2 separate regions of the Homo sapiens genome follow, and region 1 is linked to region 2. Evidence: read pairs that join two places in POLR2A ChIA-PET (ENCODE). Cell type or tissue: MCF 10A. All regions are shown on one strand.

What was found. ChIA-PET counts read pairs that join two places held together with the same protein. Peaks named below come from ENCODE experiments on the same cell type or tissue, not always from the same donor. Only the 100,000 strongest peaks of a DNase experiment are listed, where the experiment ranks them.
Region 1: POLR2A ChIA-PET joins it to region 2 with 5 read pairs; 2 of 35 experiments call an interaction of 5 or more read pairs at or near these places.

The regions. Positions count from the first base shown.
Region 1 is chr18:23,384,704-23,389,703 of GRCh38, forward strand. It overlaps SLC35D4 (solute carrier family 35 member D4), which reads right to left. Exons shown (of 15, transcript NM_032933.6): 5 at 287-364. Among named protein-coding and RNA genes, the nearest start is that of SLC35D4, 51 kb to the right of the region's middle. In MCF 10A, no CTCF peak of the experiment used is centred here; no DNase peak of the experiment used is centred here.
Region 2 is chr18:23,572,309-23,577,308 of GRCh38, forward strand. It overlaps NPC1 (NPC intracellular cholesterol transporter 1), which reads right to left. Exons shown (of 25, transcript NM_000271.5): 2 at 1,144-1,266. Among named protein-coding and RNA genes, the nearest start is that of NPC1, 12 kb to the right of the region's middle. RefSeq lists enhancers at 1,777-2,071, 3,844-5,000. In MCF 10A, no CTCF peak of the experiment used is centred here; a DNase peak (open chromatin) is centred at 1,943.

The DNA of each region.
Region 1 (5,000 bases), 190 kb before region 2:
TGCTTCCCCAGCAGGCCCACAGCAAACTCCTCTTTGTCTCCTGAGGGTCTGGGTCAGCCTGGCCTGGATCTGAGTTCAGTTCATATCAACAATATTCCCACATATGTCTGGTGAATTGCAGCAAAGTCAAAACTGTGTCCCATGGTATCATTGATCACTATCAGGTAATCTTGCCTGGAGATTGGTGGCAGGAAGAGGCAGACACTAATTTGGGCCATAAAAAGAAGAGTACTTCTTTGAAATCTAAAACAAGGAAGTAACACTAGCATTTTGCATGATCGTTTACCTCTTTCTGAAAACACTTCTGGTACCCACAGATGATAACTTCAGCTACATTATGCAAAGTGAGAAACACAGGAATGGCCTGAAAGAAAACAGAATAAAAAACATGAAAATATTTTCTTCGATCTCATAATCATATGGTTCTTGATTTTTTGCTTAAAAATAAAGAGCTGTGGAAACTTTTGGCATCCACATATATAATCACTCCAGCAAAGACTTCTACATGGATTAGCGCTCTTTGCTGCAGTATTTCTCTGTAGGTGGATGTAGAGGTTCCCCTCCTACGGGCATTCTCATCAACAAACATTTAAGTCTCCTGTGTGTCAGGCACTGCATCCGGTACAGAGAACACATCCCATGACAAGGTAAACATGCCCCCTCAGGCGAGAGCTCAGATGGGGCAAAAGTGCACCCCGCCCGGCACACGCAGAGCAAGCTTTCTTAGAGGAAGTGAAGTCCAAGAGGACTTGGACTACAAAGTGAAGTGAAGGAATGAGAACTGAACGATGAACTGGCATGGGCCAAACAAAAAGCAGGGAGGTGGCAAAGTGGCCCAGGCAGAGGGGCACACCAAGATCCAGAGGAGAGAGCGGATCCATCTTCTCCGGGGAATGGGAAGAAGTGGGGCATGGGTGGAACATAATGAGGAAGGGGGACGTGAGGGACAGGAAGGTAGAGAGGTATTCACAGGCCACACTGGGAAACAGGATGGTTCTGAGGGACCCAGGAACCAGTGAAGAGTTTTAAAGCTGACCATAACACGATCTGCATGTTTAGAGGAACTTGGGCTGCAGGGTGGAAGACAGGAGGCAGAGAGGGCTGCAAAAGTCTAGGGGCGCCATAGGATGAAAAATGGCCCCCTAAGGCCGGGCGTGGTGGCTCACACCTGTAATCCCAGCACTTTGGGAGGCCGAGAAGAGTGAATCACGAGGTCAGGAGATCGAGCCCATCCTGGCTAACATGGTGAAATCCCGTCTCTACTAAAAATACAAAAAAAATTAGCCGAGCATGGTGGCAGTTGCCTGTAGTCCCAGCTACTTGGGAGGCTGAGGCAGGAGAATGGCATGAACCCAGGAGGCAGAACTTGCAGTGAGCTGAGATCGCACTCCAGCCTGGGTGACAGAGCGAGACTCTGTCTCAAAAAAAAAAAAAAAAAAAAAAAGAAAGAAAAATGGTCCCCTAAAAGACATCCACATTCCAATCCCTGGAACCTGTAAATGTTGTCTGCTATGGCAACAAAGGATCTTTGCAAATGTGAGTAAATTGAAGATCTTGAGACAGGAGATTATCCTGGATTATTGGGTGGGCCCTAAATGCAGTCACACATATCCTTATAAGAGGAGGCAGGTTGACATGCACAGAGAAGGGGCAATGTGACCACAGAGGCAGAGACTGGAGTGATGCAGCCACAAGCTGGGCAATGCCGTGGCCACCAGAAGCTGAAAGAGGCCAGGAACAGATTATCCCCTAGAGGCTCAGGACCGGGCCCAGCCCTGCCCACACCTTGATTTCAAACTTCTGGCCTCCAGAACTATGAAGGATACATTTCTGTTGTTTTAAGTCACCCAAGTATGTGGTAATTTATTACAGTAGCCACAGGAAATGAACACAAGGAAGGACAGGATGGTGACCTGAACTTGGTACTGGCAGCGAAGATGGAGGAAAGGGGCCACATCAAAGAAATATTTAGGAGACTGAACTGAAGTAAATATTTGAATAACTGGATAAACTCTCACCAAAAAAAAAAAAAAAAAAAGGAGAAAATATAAAAAATGTAACAGTGCATTATTAGGATATACTGGTACCTACTGCACATTTCCCATTGCTGGGACATTTGTTAAGAGTGGCATACTCTCCTAATGGATAGGTAGCCTTGACAAGGTGAGGGGGGAGAATGAGGAGGAGAGGAATTCTGTTGCCTTGTTTTTCATTTTTGTTTTTTGAGACAGAGTCTCGCTCTGCCGCCTGGGCTGGAGCGCAGTGGTGCCATCTCGGCTCACTGCAACCTCCACCTCCTGGGTTCAAGCAATTCTCCTGCCTTAGCCTCCCAAGTAGCTGGGACTATAGGCACCTGCAACCACGCCCGGTTAATTTTTGTATTTTTTTAGTAGAATCGGGGTTTCACCATGTTGGCCAGGCTGGTCTCGAACTCCTGGCCTCAAGTGATCCACCTGCCTTGGCCTCCAAAGTGCTGGGATTACAGGTGTGAGCCACTGCCCCTGGCCTGTTGTCTTTATTGTTGATAATGATAATGATGCTTCCTGGAAGGCAGAAAATGAAAATAAGAGCATAGGTTTTGTCATCACTCTGGGCTCCAGCTCCACCACCTGCTAGTGGGGCAAGGTCTGCATCCAAACTTTTGTTTCCTCCCCTGTAAAGCAGGGATAACAATACCCCATAGCCTGGAGCTGCCAAGAGGAACGACCCAAATACTATAGGTTAAGGACCTTGATGAGTGGCTCAGCAGCACTGCACAAAGGGTGTCAATAACATTAACTGGTAGCCCCGCCCTCAGCAGCCTCTGCAGAGGACCAACCTGGGTAAACTGCTCCAGTTTAGAGGACCTGCTTCAAAATTATGCCGCTTGCCTACTTTCAGATGAATTTATTCTTTATCTTTACGGAGGACATATTTTTACCTTGTTTTTAAAACTTCTATAGCTTTATATAGCTGTGCCATTTTAGTAATCTGTTCTAACTCGCACTGTTTCATTTCTGAGTTCTTGCCTTACATTTTTCTTACCTTTTTAAAAAAACATTTTCTATTTTTATCTTTCATTAAAAGTTCAACTCAAATTGTTTTTTTCTTTTAAAATAGAACTATTTTAGCTTCTATTTTTTCATTTATCTTTGTGTTTCTTTTTATTCCTCTTAAATTTTTAGATTTTAACTTATTTTTCATGTTTGTTAAGATTATTAAAGAGATTACATATTTTAAAGTTGGCTTTCTCCATTAGGCCCATGTTTGGCAAACTTGGGCCCTGGCCTTCCAATTCTTGGCTTGAAAGGACAGCAAAAAAAATCTTGGACAGGTTAATCACATGACACATGGAAGCTAATATTAAAGTGGGGGCTGGATCTTACTGAATTAAGACCTTATGTAAATGTTTTTTGCCTCCTTGGCTATAAAATCAGTAATGAGGTCAGATAATTCTAGACCCAACTTTAGACTTCGACAAGGCTTAATTTTCTCAATTTTAGGACCTGCAGGCTGTTTTCTCAATCTTCCTAGGCCCTTACTCTGATCAGATTCTGGAAAAGGATCTATTTATACATGTAGAATTAATTTTAAAGTACACTAACAATAGCCACCAACAATGTGTTAAACATAGTGCTAAGTATTTTATGTGTATTCTCTTATTTAAACCTCCTCCCAGCACCTCTCTTACCAGATGCTATTACCCTGATTTTATAAACAATGAAAATGGGGCTGAGAAAGACTGGCCACTTGCTCGAGTATTCACAGCTGGTTCAGTGGCAAAGCCATGACCCCAATCCAGGCCTGTCTAACAGCAAAGCCCACACCTTCTAGCCTTGGAGTTGTGACGCACAAATTATGTCAAGCCACAGTGAAAACTTCCGGGACCTCCAATTGTCCAAAGTTCAATATGACTGGTGTGTTCCAAATCCTGGCCATTTGCTTCTCCAGTAATAAACCTGCTGATATGGTTTGGCTCTGTGTCCCCACCCAAATCTTATGTCGAATTGTAATTCCCAATTTTGGGAGAAAGAACAGGTGGGAGATGATTAAATCATGGGGGTGGATGTCCCCCTTGCTGTTCTTATGATAGTGGTTCTCATAAGATCTGGTTGTTTAAAAGTGTGCGGCCCTTCTCCCTTCATTCTCTCCTGCTCCGCCATGGTAAGAGGTGCTTGCTTCCCCTTCACCTTCCACCATGATTGTAAGTTTCTTGAGGCCTTCCAGCCATGCTTCCTGTACAGCCTGCAGAACTGTGAGTCAATTAAACATCTTTTCTTCATAAATTACCCAGTCAAGTAGTTCTTTTTTTTTTTTTTTTTTTTGAGTTGGAGTCTTGCTCTGTCACCCAGGCCAGAGTGCAGTGGCGCCATCTTGGCTCACTGCAACCTCCACCTCCCGGGTTCAAGTGATTCTCCTGCCTCAACCTCCTGAGTAGCTGGGACTACAGGCCCTGCCATGAAGCCCAGCTGATTTTTGTATTTTTAGTAGAGACGAGGTTTCACCATGTTGGCCAGGTTGGTCTCGAACTCCTGACCTCAAGTGATCTGCCAGCCTTAGCCTCCCAAAGTGCTGGGATTACAGGCACAGGCCACCGTGCCTGGCCTGTCAGGTAGTTCTTTATAGCAGTGTGAGAATGGACTAATACAGCTGGTAAGAACTAAAATGGATGAACTCAGAGTAAACCTATGCCTTTTTTAAAAAGGCTTTCTTCTACTCCTGCTTAATAAATTTTAAATCTGATTTTCTCAAGCCATTTTTTCTACTGAGAAGCTAACAGGCTTTAAAGACCCTTACTCTACAATTGACCAGTTGCACTCTATCAGCCTGTGTAGGGCTCTATTAAAAACAATATTAAGACAGTTTGCACCTTTTTTTTTTGAGACGGAGTCTCACTCTATTGCCCAGGCTGGAGTGCAGTGGCACGATCTTGGCAACCTCTGCCTCCCAGGTTCAAGCAACTCTCCTGCCCCACTCTGCCGAGTAGGTGGGATTACAGGCATACACCACCACGCCCAGCT
Region 2 (5,000 bases):
ATTTGCAAAGTTATTATAGAATTATTTTAAAAGGCTACACATTTACTATTTATTCACAAGTAGAGATGTTTCTAATTTTCTTTTTATTTGGAAGCTTTCTCTCCTCTCCTGACAATCATTTTATGTCTTCTTAGGGTTTTTTGTTTGTTTGATTCAATTCAACCAGAGTGCTACTTACTATTTCTATTAGTAATTCCAGGGAAAGTTGAAACCTTTAATAATTATGATGAAAGCAGCAAGTGAGGACAGGTACTGTGGCTCATGCCTGTACTCCCAGTACTTAGGAAGGCTGAGGAGGGTGGATTGCTTGAGCCTAGGAGTTTGAGACCAGGCTAGGCAACATGGTGAAGCCCCATCTCCCCAAATTTTTAAAAAATTAGCCAGGGGTTGTGGCATGTGCCTGTAGTCCCAGCTACTTGGGACGCTGAGTTGAGAGATTGCTTGAGCTCAGGAGGTCGAGGACACAGTGAGCCGTGATTGTGCCACTGCACTCTAGCCTTCAGCCAGGATAAAAGAGCAAGGCTCCTTCTGTCTCAAAAACAGAAAAGAAACGAACAAGTGAGCCTAGGAACTCTGTTATCATGTCGACTTGACTTTTGATTACTTTAAGCCTCTAAAACCAGGCTTTTCACATGATTTTTCCAGTTCTAATATCCCTGTGTATCACAGGATGGTAAAAAAAGAACAGGAATCAGAATCCTGGTAGCAGCCAAAATTCACAGGCTCTCAGTGGAACACAGAGAAAACACTGAAATGACCAGGGGACAAGGACGTCAAAGCCACTTAGCAACAGAGTCCATTTGAGTCCTGAAATCTAGGAATCAAAACCAGCTAACTTCTAATATATTTTGCAGATGCTGCAAGGGCAACATACGAAGTACCAAGGTCAGTCTCTAAATAGCAACCTGCTATTGGGAAACTTTATGAGAGGTATAAAGTCAGCCCCTGAAAAATTAAGCCTTTGGAGTTACGGTGTTCTTTCTCTGCACTGTATGCCACAGGTTAGAGTTTGAGAGTCCGGGATAAGACTTAAGCCTGTTAGTCTCATCTCCACCTCCACCCTGCAATAACATTTAAGGAATAATTACAGAGGATCTTGTGATCAGCATTTTGTGTTCCCAGTGCCTAAGATAATGAACTTACCTGCACTAAGTCATATCCATCCTTTGGCAATGGTTTTGGTGGGCCAGAATATTCGCAATTGTACCTCTTGTCCCCATATGCAATTCCACACTCTCCATACCAAACACAGGACTGTGAAAACACCTACAGAAAGTCAACACAAACTTCAGTGTTACCAGGGTCTCAATGGTAAATTTCAACAAGAAGTGCCCACTCAAGTACAATCACAGAAACTTCCAATGCTACCTGCAAAATTAAGTAACAGCAACAGGCACTTAACATTTTGAAAAATATTAATTAAAGCAGACCAAATGCCTATTTGTCAAGTCAGTGAAGTAGGTAATGGAAATTGCTTATTTACATAATTTCTATTTCCTGCTTATTTGTTGATAAGAGGAAGCTATAGTTCCATGTAAGAAATACTCAATCACAGTAGAGAGAAAAGCAAGATAGTGACTTAGCAATTACTAAAGCACTATTTTTGCACATCTGCACCAGGAACTATATAAGCTCTAAGTAATGAAAGAATATTTCCATATGTATTTAGGTTAATTAATATCAATACATCATGAGTAACATGAAGAACAAAACAACAAAACCACAAACATCAACACCCCAATGTAAAGAGCGAGAATGAACTTCCTGTCCTTGAGGCTGAAGTAGAAAGCAAAGAATGTGCTAACTTTAAGGAAAAACACCGAGGCAATCTCAAAAGAAAATTTTAAAACCTCTTATGTAAAGATTTCTCAAAAACCACTCACATTTCCCATGTGAGAGTCACAAGGTTGTCAGAAAATTCAGCGGAGGGGAGGGGTCAGTGTGAATCATCAGGTCAGTGCCTTGCTCTGAAGGCTGCTGCCCAAAACGCACCTGATCCTCTGCCTCACAATGGACTCAGAAAGCCACAGAGGGCCCAGCTTGCCAGGGCCCCGGGCCTGCAATCGTCTGTTCTACAGGGAAACAGAAGATATCAAGAAGCAGCCATGGCTCCCAAGAACCCTGATGGGAAAGCCATAAAAAAAAAACAAATCTGAACAGAAGTCACAACATGAAATTCTCTCCAGTGACAGTGGCACATGACCTGCACACAGGCAAGAAGCTAAGTCAGTCTGTGTTGGTCCTTCAGTATCAAAATACAAATCCCACAACAGTCCCTGAAGCCCAAAAACATGAGAAAAAGTCAGCAGGAGATTGGGATTTGTATGTGTGGGGAAATCCAAGGCATCAATATCACTTTTCTCTGAATTCATTTTTCAGATGTTCTAAAATAAAAATTAGGACTTAACTCCTCTTGACTCTTTGAAAGTCATGTTTAGGCCACAAAGGAGGGAAATTATACAAATAAGGAAGTGACAACAAGCCTTCAACAAAGCCACATATGAACCCTGTGCCAAGATTCCACCACTATTTTTATATAAAGAGAATCCCAATTGTTATTCCCATAAACCCGGTGATTCTAAGGAAAAAAGAAACGTATTGCAACTCTGGGTTTCCAACTAATGGAAAAAAGTCCTAATGAGTAAAAGTCATTATCCATCTAACTAAAGTTTGAAAAGGCAAAAGCTGACTACAGAGGCAGAGGAAACTGCTGAAGTTCACATGAAATTTTAAATACAAAGAACTCTTCCCTAGACCTCGCAGAACTCTCCAGGGATTGGCCTGTCTCTGCCTCAGGGGCACTCTGGCTGGTTACCCACAGGAGCAGGAGTGACAAGAGACAGATGTGCAGTCAACACACTGCAGCTCTGGCCTGACAAACAGGACGGGTGTCTGGAGTCTAAAATCCCCTTACTCAGCACTTGGTACTATAGATGTGAATAAAGATGGCCCACTGCTGTTTAGGTTCCTTTTCACAAAGATCATTCGTTACTTATTTCAAAGCAAGTGCTATTTCCACCCACTTGGTGGAAGAGGGGTGGGTGAGAAGGCGGCACGGAGTGGGATCGAGTCCTGGGTTCTGATCCCAAGAGCTCCTGAGGCTCAGTGTGCTTGTTGAGCTGGATTGCACCTGGGATCACACCTGGAGCAGGTTACGTAACCACGTAGGAGTTTTCCTACCTGGGAAATGAAGCTCATAAGCTCTGCCTACCTCACAGGTTCCTGTGAAGATCAAATAAGGGCCTATCTGTACATATATAGTAAGTACTCAGTAAACTACAGAGCACCACGCAATCAAATATAAGGAATTATTATTAATGTCTTCTACCTGCTTGAGACCTCGGCAAAGAGGTTCCAAAGACTTAAAAAATTAACACCTGAGCCCAGGAAATTTGGGCTTGAATCAACATTCAGGTTTGCTTCTCAAAAGGTCATCTTCTAGAGACACAGCAGAGAAGACCAAAAAAAAAAAAAAAAAAAAAAAAAAAGTCATCCTGGCTGGAAGTGGTGGCTCACGCCTATAATCCCAGCACTTTGGGAAGCCAAGGCAGGTGGGTCGCTTGAGCCCAGGAGTTTGAGACCAGCCTGGGCAACACAGTGAAACCCTGTCTCTTAAAAACAACAACAACAACAGGCCGGGCACGGTGGCTCACACCTGTAATCCCAGCACTTTGGGAGGCTGAGGCAGGTGAATCACCTGAGGTCAGGAGTTCGAGACCAGCCTGACCGACATGGAGAAACCCTGTCTCTACTGAAAATACAAAATTAGCCAGGTGTGGGGGGTGCATGCCTGTAATCCCAGCTACTTAGGAGGCTGAGGCAAGAGAATTGCTTGAACCCGAGAGGCGGAGGTTGTGGTGAGCCAAGATTGTGCCATTACACTCCAGCCTGGGCAACAAGAGCTAAACTGTCTCAAAAAACAAACAAAAAAACAAAACAAACAAAAACAACAACAGCCAAAAATTAGCCGAGCCTAGTGGCACATGCCCATAGTCCCAGCTACTCCGGAGGCTGAGCTGGGAAGATCAGCTTGAACCCAGGAGGTTGAGGCTGCAGTGAGCTGAGATAGCACCTCTGCACTCCAGCCTGGACAACAAAGTGAAAACTGGTCTCAAAAAAAAAGTCATCCTGCCGAAAGAAGCAACCTAAGCCAGCAGGACCCAAAGACTTACAAAGCACTGGCGGTGTCCTAGGCTTAGGCACTATTTTAAATGCTCTTCACATTGTGTCCGGAATTGGTGGGTTCTTGGTCTCACTGACTTCAAGAATGAAGCCGCGGACCCTGGCGGTGAGCGTTACAGCTCTTAAGGTGGCGCGTCTGGAATCTGTCCCTTCTGATGTTCAGATGTTTTCGGAGTTTCTTCCTTCTGGTGGGTTCGTGATCTCGCTGGCTCAGGAGTGAAGCTGCAGACCTTCGCGGTGAGTGTTACAGCTCTTAAGGCAGCGCGTCTGGAGTTGTTCGTTCCTCCCAGTGGGCTCGTGGTCTCGCTGGGCTCAGGAGTGAAGCTGCAGATCTTCGCGGTGAGTGTTACAGCTCATAAAAGCAGTGTGGACCCAAAGAGTGAGCAGTAGCAAGATTTATTGCAAAGAGCGAAAGAACAACGCTTCCACAGCATGGAAGAGGACCCGGGCGGGTTGCTAATGCTGGCTTGGGCAGCCTGCTTTTATTCTTTTATCTGGCCCCACCCACATCCTGCTGATTGGTAGAGCCGAGTGGCCTGTTTTGTCAGGGTGCTGATTGGTGCGTTTATAATCCCTGAGCTAGATACAAAGGTTCTCCACGTCCCCATCAGATTAGTTAGATACAGAGTTTCCACACACAGGTTCTCCAAGGCCCCACCAGAGCAGCTAGATACAGAGTGTCGACTGGTGCACTCACAAACCTTGAGCTAAACACAGGGTGCTGATTGGTGTGTTTACAAACCTTGAGCTAGATACAGAGTGCCGATTGGTGTATTTACAATCCTTGAGCTAGACATAAAGGTTCTCCACGTCCTCAC